Regions from separate parts of the Homo sapiens genome. Here region 1 is linked to region 2. A link is a contact called in ENCODE Hi-C or POLR2A ChIA-PET data. All regions are on one chromosome and are shown on one strand. The core of a region is the stretch at or near the end of the contact, and the rest is flanking DNA. Distances in the headings are between cores, read along the strand shown. Region 1 overlaps MAN2A1 (mannosidase alpha class 2A member 1). Region 2 overlaps LOC105379117 (a long non-coding RNA gene).

Region 1 (4,776 bases), core at 352-2,851, 360 kb after region 2:
AAATTATTTTGAAAGACATAAGAATTGAAAAATTGAGCTAAATAAAAGTTAAAGAATAGAACTTAGTCATATACTTAGGAGATTAAATTTGGTAAACTTTATTTGAAATCTTAGTAAAATTTATTTGAAATCTTAGTGTACTTATTCTAGTCTTAGACTCTTCAGTTGAAAATGTATTTATATGTAGGTTTTCTATGAGGTTTACTCCTCAAAGCAAAAATCTAGTACTCTGTGTTGAATGGTCTGGCAAAAGCCCAGCTGGACCTGAATGACCTGACGATATGCTTGTTCAGGCAAAGTTATCTTCAGAGTTCTCCGTAAGTTATTGATCCACCCACCTTGGATAGCCCTGAGCATGGGCTTTTTCTTTTTGCTCTATTCTCCTTTCTGCACCTGACCATTGCAAGTCCTTTCTGCTCTTTTCAGCCAGTGATCGTACCTTTCACTTTATAGAGAGAACAGCCATTAGACAGGGCTCTCTGTTCCAGTTATCTAACATCTACTCCCACCCTTCCCATCTCTCCTCCTGTTACATTTAAAAGACACTTTACAGTCCATCATCCTAGGCAGGTCCCACCACTTGTCCTTGGAACTTACTCTCTTCACCCACCTCAGCATCCTTTTACTGTTCATTCTCTCCCTCTCTCTTTCTCCCTTGCTCCTCATATCCAACACTTCCTGGGAGATTCTTTCTGTTAGCTTTTGAACACTCTGTTTTCTTCTATTAAAAGTAGAAATGGAATACAGCCTTCCTTCAGACTCTTATTTCCATTTCCTGTAAGCTGCTATCCTCTTCTCTCCTACCCAATTGAGTCAGAGTTTATGAGATGAGTTTATTTCATCACTTCCTTCTCACAATCCATTTGTTTCAGTCTGGCTTTAGCCTCCATCATATTCTGAAAGAGCTCTTTCCGATGTCAGTAGATCCAGTGCATATTGACTTTCGTCATCTTACTTCACCTTTCAGCAGTATTTGGCACTGGCCATTGTCACTCTCTAAAATACTGCCTTGCCAGGGCTTCTATGGAGCTATGCAGTTTGGTTTTCCTCCTACCTGTCTGGCAGTTCTTTATCTCTCTAATAGTTCTCTACTCAGCCATTAAATCTTAGAGCTCTCAAAGCATGTCCCCTGGCCTTCTCCTTTTCTTATTTTTTATGCTATCCCTTGGCAATCTCTTCTACTCCTCTGGTTTTGTTTGCATCTTCCACACAGGTAGAAGCCACTAATACATATCTCCAACTTAGGCTTGTGTCTGACCTCCTGATTTATCTATCTAATTGCTTCCTGATATTCTCTGTTTAGAAGGACACCTCAAGTTTGACATATCCAAAACACTCATAATCTCTCTTCTCTCCCAAACCTGGCCCATTTTCAGTGTTCCCCCCAGTCAACAGCCACCGCCATCCATACAACTCCAAGACAGACATGAGTTCTGCCTGATAGACACTTCTCCCCATCAGCCTTTTCTCACAGAGTAATTGCCATCACCTATCTATCTCATTGCCTGAATATTTCAAATTTATAATCTTCTTTACTTCCACCACCCTAATCTAAAGTGACTTCCTGTATTTCCTGGGTCTAGCCTATACACATCCACCCTGTTCTCTTTCTGCCGTATGTCTGTTCTTAACCCAGAAGGCAGAATGGTTTTTTTTTTTGTTTTTTTTCAAAGCCACATCTAACTTTATTGCTTCCTGTTGAACCCTCTGATATCTTCTCATTGCTATCAGTATAAAAGTCAAAATTTCTTACCACGGCCTCCAGAGCCCCTCATGATATGGGCCCTGCATGTCCCCTAGGCATTGGCATTGGCATGCCTTTTACTGTGTCTGCTTTAGGCCCACTGGTTTCCTTTAAGTCCCAAGTACTTTCCATCCCCTCCTCCCCACCGCACTTTTGCACATGGCCTGTTATCCTCTGCCTTAGAGACTCTTGGTGATAGTTCCGGTTAGTGCTTACTTCATCAGCTGCTTCTGGACCAGGTTAAAAGCCCTTCCCCTATGCTGCCTCCAAACTGTGCATCTCACCTTCCTGCAAGTGTGCGATTATTTGATCCTGTCTTCTCCCCTCCTTTGGACCATAAACTCCATGAGAGTGGGGAATGTGCCTTTCTTTGCTTCTAGGATTGTTCCTGGCAGAGGACATGCCTAATATATGTCATATGAATGAATATCGAAATGCATAGATGAATGAGCTGTTAGAGTACATTTTGCCACTGTATTTATTGCAATTTCTGCCTATTACCTTGTCTTCATATGCATGTTGCATTCCTCCTACTAGATTCCAGGGACTTGTTGCCTTCATTTTCATTTGTCCTTATATTTGGTAGACATTCTTTAAACAAAATACTAGTTGATTGAATGAAATAGCAACAGCTAATTAAAGCAAAAATTCTTCCAGTATTTAGAATATTTTAGAAAAAAGAATTAGTATCCACTTTAGATGTCAAGAGCCATACCATTCTTGAGACTCATATTTTAAATCAATCACTGACAAGATAGCTTAGTTTTAAGGACTAAATCTGCATAGGAAAATCATTGTCTGAGTGCTGACAGCTACTGTCTTTTGCTCCTCCTGAAAAAGTTTCTCGCTTATATGACTTTATATTGACACTAATCTATAAAACTTCTGTTAACTGCAATAATAAAAATTTTCACATCAAATCTATAAAGCTTTGACTTAGAAGTGAAATAATTTGTTTATTCCCATTCAGAACTCCTTGGATAGTAATTGATTTAAATTTAATTTAATGTTTTTATGTTGATTAAATTTTTCTTTTACTCAAGTATAGATTCTGGGTCTTCAATTAATGGTTTCTTTTAAATAAGAAATGAACTAGAGAAGAGAAAATACATTTTAATGTCTAGTGAAAATAATTAAAAAGACACTTAATTGATGAAAGTTAATACCATGTAACTTGAATTTTCTAGAAAGAGTTCTTAATTTCAACTCAGACTCAAATATCTAAAATAATGATGGAGGGAAGTGAAGTAGGGGGATACTCCCTGAATAGGAAGAGATTTTAATGGGAAGCCCTGAGCATGACAGAGCCTCATGGAAATAATCCCGAGCTGACTAAGTGGAAGTAAGTCCTGTCCTCAGAGAATTCTGCAGAGAGTCAGTAAAAACAAGGACTTGGATGATATCCACTGTGTAATATGTGCAGGTGTCCAGTGAGGACTGTGGCTGCACGAGGTTGACCATCATTTATGCTAATCATCCTCAAAGCCAATAGAAATGGAAAATAGGATTCATCTCTTTGGCATTGCCAGGGTTTGAATGTGTCCCCCAAAAGTTCATGTGTTGAAAACTTGGCTACCATTGTGGTAATGTTGGGAGTGGGACCTTTGGGAGGCTTTTGGGTCATGGGGGATCTGCCTCATGAATGAATTAATGCCATTATCATCGGAATGGGTTAGTTATTGCAGGAGTGGCTTTGTTATAAAAATGAGCTCTCTTGCACTCTCTTGCCTTTTCACCATGTGATAATGCAGCAAGAAGGCCCTCACCAGATGCCAGTGCCATGCTCTTGGAATTCCCAGCCTCCAGAACTGTGAGCTGAATAAACTTCTTTTATAGATAAATTATCCAGTCTGTGGTATTCTGTTATGGCAGCAGAAAATGGACTAAAAACAGGCATTGACGGCTTTAGGATTTGTTTCTTTGACGGTTTATCCTTACCCCTTTCCTGCTACTGGTTGGTTAATGAGGCACTGAGCTAGGAACCCTGTAAGTGTTCAAGTGTTAAAATTGTGTTGTTGTACCTTTAAATATAAGGAGAAGAAATTGGGAGAGATCAGATTAAAATATTAAATACTTATATGGTTTAGAAAAGTGACAGCATAAGGGAGATCAACCAGGTTTAAGGGTAAATACTTAGGTGACCAGAAGATCTACAGTAAACTTGAGGACATATCCCACCAAGACCCACAACTCAGCTCCAGCTGATTGTTTCCACAATAGGACTGAATGCCTGCCCAGGGTGACACAGATTTCCAGTTTCTTGGGTAAAAAACAAAAAATGTGTTTTGGGTTTTTTGAGGTTGCTTTTTTATTATGAATTTTTTATTAAAGAGTTGGCTTAAAAACAAAAAAAAAAAAACATTTTAATACCATACAGACCTACCAAAATGTGTGATCTACAAATCTGCCCCACAGTCTTCAGCTACAGATACTTACCTCCAAATGTTATGATTCAATGTATTATTCTTCATTTTCTCTCCTCCTTCCTCTTTGTCTTTTTTACTCCACCCTTCCTCTCTAGTGTTCTTCTTTCATTTATTTATATTGCATTTGCTTATTAAATTAATAGATTTACTTCAACAGACATTTATTAAGTTCCCACCATGTTTCAAGTCAAACTGAATAAACAAGGGTAACTTAAAAAATGGTCTCTTACTATCTCACCATGATTTAACAGGATCGTTTAACTCAAAGTGAGCTTAATAAAGGGCACCAAGAAGTCTGGCAAGAAGTTCTGACTCATGGACTAAGGGCTGGAACCCAGTGAGGAAGAGCTGTACTTTGTGTGGTTTGGATCAGAAGGTGCTAGAAACTTTCTTTAATGTCAGACAGGCTGCAGAGAGAAAGCTACACTTATACAGTCTGAAACCTTCCAACCAACAAGAAATTAAATAAGGTTTATAGTACTAGATTAGTTAAGTACAAGGCTGGGGTATTCATTTATAACTTAAACACATAAAATTTCCTGTAGAAAACATGTTTTTAAAACTTTGGGTTTATCATATGATTTACAGTGGAAAGGTTACCTTTGT
Region 2 (4,727 bases), core at 665-3,164:
GGATTCAGTTCTGGGGCTTGGGGTGGCGGTACTTCTGGAACTCAGTCCTGAGGATCAGTGCCAAGTGCCAGCATCTGTGGTGTTTCTGCTAGAGAAGGGGTGGTTATCATGGCTCCTGGATGCTCAAATTTGTCATCTGATCCTCTGGCCCTACCAGATATTCTGTGAGCTATCTAATATCATTTCATCAGTTCTATTTCTGCTCAAATTTGCAAAAGTGGATTCTGTAGAAGAACTCTACTCAGCCTGTCATTCCAATAGCAACACTTCCTCCCTCCTCAAAACAAAATAGAACCCAACCCTAGTAAAATTTCACTGCTTATTGTTTAGTTATCACCAGAATGTACCATATTTATAGATATTGACAAGATAATTTAATGTAAATTAGTGCTATTTATTTATTTACAGAGATTTCGTTATAAAAATAAAACCCAGAGCTTTCTAGCCAAAGCTCTTCCCCTCCCTCTGCAGTAATCAGCAGAATTCATTCTTCCTGCTTCTTTGGTTTCACAAATAATCTGAGCCTTCAAACAGAGCCTGTGAAGTTAACAACTTCCTCATTAACACATGTCTTATCTTTGCAAGGACTTCCATTCATTCACTAAGTTCTTAACCATTTATTGGGATGATACATAAACATTCTGAAATTCTGCTTCCAAACTGCACGCAATGTTGACTGTCATACAAAAAATTTAGGAATCTTCCTATGAATAGCCTCAATGTGAACATTAATGCAGCAGGCAAATATTTTTTATTAGCTCTATTGGAGAGAAATGTGTATGCAGGATGAAGGAAGGAAAGGACAGAGCTGGAATAAACTGAAATACATTCCCACATGAAAGGACTGTGACTAGAGAGAGAGGTCACTACACTCAGGGACAGTAGGTGGGCATCAAACTCAAGTGGCTAAAATTGGAATTTAAAGAGTTTGTGGGTGCATAATAAACATTTCCTCATGTGTCAGAGTGGTTATAATCTCAAAAATAACTTTTATTTTCCACTTGATGGAATACAGTGCAATCATAAACATATTTTAAGAAGGTTATTATTTTTAGCTAGAATTGATTGGACATTTAGTGTATGCCATCATTAAGACTTTGCATCCTGCACCTCATTTATTACTCCCAACAGCACAAGGCAGATATTGTCAACACCCTTTTAGAGATAAAGTGATTCCCAGAGAGGTTAATTCGTTGTCCAAGGTAATTCAGCAACTAAACGACACAGGTGAGACCTTTTGGTTAAAAACCAAAAATTCCTACACTGATTTATGAAGATTCTGCAGCAACATTGAAAAGTTGCTTATGATTTTATGTTAACTGCCAGAAGAAGAGTAGAAAACTGTATGCACACCGTGACACAATTATGTGACAACTTCCTTTACATATGGAGAAAGAATTGGAAGGGAACACATGTCATGTGCCACTCACTTTTGTGTCCCAGAAACTAACAGAATCAGCAAACAGTCCATAAAAGCAAAAAAAAAAAAAAAAAAAAAAAAAAAGGAGTGTGTGTGGGTGTGGTTGGACAGGTGCATGAGCACACGAGGAAGGGTTTTAATGGGGCAAGCAAAATAAGTTAGTGAACTTGAACTTATTTGCTAAACACGTAGAACACAGGATTAGAACTCCCAGGCTCTGCCCCTTGTGCAGTCGGGTAATGGAACTGTTGGAGTTTTGTTTTCTCCCACTATTTTTTTTAAGTGTTTGAAAGTGGCTACATTGTTTCTATAATAAAAAGAGAGATAAGAATACCCTATACACAGAAGCAGACAGGTTCAGGGTTTCAGTCCTTGAGAAGCACTGAGCAAGTAAAGGCTGAGGAACCTGGGGTCAGGCTGCAGAAACTAGGATCAGTACTACCCCCCATTGCCTCCAGGAACATGCTAAGCTCTGCCTGGCTCAAAGCCAAGTTTGGATGGCGTCCACGAGGCCACTGAGCAAGCGGCTTTGAAAGATCATGCTGTCGCACTGGCAGTCAGGAACTGCGGGAAAGTAAATATTTACTGGTTCCAGGAAGGGAAACCCATTATCCTAGGATCCTAGGGATGAACTTTTCTATGACTGCGGCAAAATTCACGTGAAAAAAAATGGTTTGGGAAGCTCTTCACCTGTGAGGTTTTTCACCATGCCTCGCCAAACAGACTGGCTTCCAATACTACCCCTTTACCTTGGTGAAATGAGCCTAGACACAGTTCTACCATATGAGCAGCGGCTGGTGCCTTTTACCCTGTAAAGGGTAAGTGATGGAAAGAGAATAGTGCAGACAAAATGTAAATGCAGCTCAGAGAAGGGATGGATAATAGATCAAGGGAGGCTTCCTGAAGAAGGTGTCACTGAAGTTAGGCCATGTAAAAAGATATGTATCCATGGGGGGAAAGGGATCGAAAGCTAATTCTGAAAGAATAGAGACACCTGAGCAAAGACCCAGAGGAAAGAAAAAGTCAAGGCAAGCATTTCTCTGGAGCATCATCTACTGAAGATCATCATAAGTATTTTTAACTTCTCAAAACCAGTATGACATGCTGCATGCTGTATAGTCATCTCCAGCCCTGTGATCCTTGAGTTCTAGAAGCGAATGCACTTCAATCAACATATTCAGGTTTACTTGAAGAAACACCAGATGAAAGGCCTTCAGGTCCTCATGTTATATGTAATAGGGTAAATGTTTTGGTTTTTACTTTGAGAAAGGAAAACTTCAGCATCAGACAGTAGTTTAATAATAGCTTAGTCTGGAAGGAACAGAAAAATAGACATAAACTGGAGCATAGTTATCAATAGACTAAAAATGTCCAGATGTGGCCCAGGTAGAAGAATAGTTAACCACCAAGGTGGTGTGGGAGCCAGCCTCAATATGCCTGGCCTCCTCCTACTCACACCCGTGTGTAGCAGCTTTCACATTCTACCAGGGTTGGTCTGTGTGACTCACGGAATATGGCAGAAATAATGGTATGTCACTCCGAGATCATGTTATGGATTACACTGTGGCTTTTGCCTCAGTCTCTCACTTTCTTGGATCACTTGTGCTGGGGAAAGTTAGCTTGCATATATGAGCTATCCGGTGAAGGGGCCCACATGGTGAGGAACTGAAGACTCCAGCCAACAGCCACACCAGTGAACTTGGAAACCGATCCTGCAGTCCTTGCCAGCAGCTTGACTTTGCAGAGACCTCATGAGGAACCCTGAGCCAGACCACAAAGCCAAGCGACTCCTGGATTCCTGGACCTTACACATGGTGCCAGGTAAGTGATGAATGTTTGTTGTCTTAAGGTGCTGAGTTTGGGGCAAATTTGTTACTCAGAGATGCGTAACTAATCCCACGGAGAATGGTGGACACTGTGGGTCCCCGCAGGGAGTACACTCAGGGAAATCATCTAAGACAGAGAGGAGTAAGGAATGCCACGTAGCAGAGTCATACTCTAGGGCGTCTGGTCTCACATGCCCTAACTTCCCTTCACAAATCTCTTTTAACAAAGAATCTACTCAAGATATTCTACTAGAATGTAAAGAGCGTGTGTTTTCTGTTGGTTCAGATTCATGATTACAAAACTAAAAGTCATGTGGCATCAGCGATTCATACTTTTTTATTTTTTATTTTTGAGATGGGTCTCGCTCTGTCACCCAGGCTGGAGTGCAGTGGCACAGTCTTGGCTCATTGCAACCTCTGCCTCCCGGGTTCAAGCGATTCTCCTGCCTCAAGCAATTCTCCTGCCTCAGACTCCTGACTAGCTAATGTGTCCGGAATTGGTGGGATCTTGGTCTCACTGACTTTAAGAATGAAGCCGTGGACCTCGTGGTGAGTGTTACAGTTCTTAAAGGCTGCGTGTCCGGAGTTTGTTCCTTCTGATGTTCGGATGTGTTCGGAGTTTCTTCCTTCTGGTGGGTTCGTGGTCTCGCTGGCTCAGGAGTGAAGCTGCAGACCTTCGCAGTGAGTGTTACAGCTCATAAAGGCAGTGCGGACCCAAAGACTGAGCAGCAGCAAGATTTTTTGCAAAGAGCAAAATAACAAAACTTGTACAGTATGGAGGGGGACCTGACAGGGTTGCCACTGCTGGCTGGGGCAGCCTGCTTTTATTCCCTTATCTGGCCTCACTCACATCCTGCTGATTGGTCCATTTCACAGAGAGCTGATTGGTCTGTTTTGACAGGGTGCTGATTGGTGCGTTTACAATCCCTGAGCTAGACACAAAAGTTCTCCAAGTCCCCACTAGATTAGCTAGACACAGAGCACTGATTGGTGCATTCACAAACCCTGAACTAGACACAGGGTGCTGATTGGTGCATTTACAAACCTTGAGCTAGACACAGAGTGCTGATTGGTGCATTCACAATCCCTTAGCTAGACATAAAGGTTCTCCAAGTCCCCACCAGATCAGCTAGACACAGAGCAATGATTGGTGCATTCACAAACCTTGAGCTAGACACAGGGTGCTGATTAGTGCATTTACAAACCTCGAGCGAGACACAGAGTGCTGATTGGTGTAGCTACAATTCCTTAGTTAGACATAAAGGTTCTCCAAGTCCCCACTAGACTCAGGAGCCCATCTGGCTTCACCTAGCTTCCAGGGCGCAGGCGGAGCTGCCCGCCAGTCCCGCGCCTTGTGCCCGCACTCCTCAGCCCTTGGGCCGTCGATGGGACCGGGCGCCGAGGAGCAGGGGGCGGCGCTTGTCGCGGAGGCTCCGCGCGCAGGAGCCTACGGCTGCGGGGAGGCTCCGGCATGGCGGGCT

What was found. A loop is a pair of places that touch in the nucleus more often than their neighbours do. ChIA-PET counts read pairs that join two places held with the same protein, here RNA polymerase II (POLR2A). Pooled maps may share reads with other maps.
Region 1: a map of endothelial cell of umbilical vein shows a loop between it and region 2 (3-fold over the local background). The contact joins two enhancer-like sites. A Hi-C loop is called at or near these places in 2 of 168 maps with a recorded cell type or tissue (IMR-90 and endothelial cell of umbilical vein), 1 of 37 single-sample maps with no recorded cell type and 2 of 50 pooled maps. POLR2A ChIA-PET finds 5 or more read pairs at or near these places in 1 of 52 experiments (activated CD4-positive, alpha-beta T cell).

The regions. Positions count from the first base shown.
Region 1 is chr5:109,848,055-109,852,830 of GRCh38, forward strand. The region is part of intron 19 of MAN2A1 (mannosidase alpha class 2A member 1); the gene reads left to right. Among named protein-coding and RNA genes, the nearest start is that of LINC01848, 33 kb to the right of the region's middle. Within about 2 kb of position 1,602, at least 2 of the 41 ENCODE cell types and tissues checked have a DNase peak (open chromatin) inside an H3K27ac peak, as active enhancers do.
Region 2 is chr5:109,483,242-109,487,968 of GRCh38, forward strand. The region is part of intron 4 of LOC105379117 (a long non-coding RNA gene); the gene reads left to right. Among named protein-coding and RNA genes, the nearest start is that of PJA2, 76 kb to the left of the region's middle. Within about 2 kb of position 1,915, at least 4 of the 41 ENCODE cell types and tissues checked have a DNase peak (open chromatin) inside an H3K27ac peak, as active enhancers do.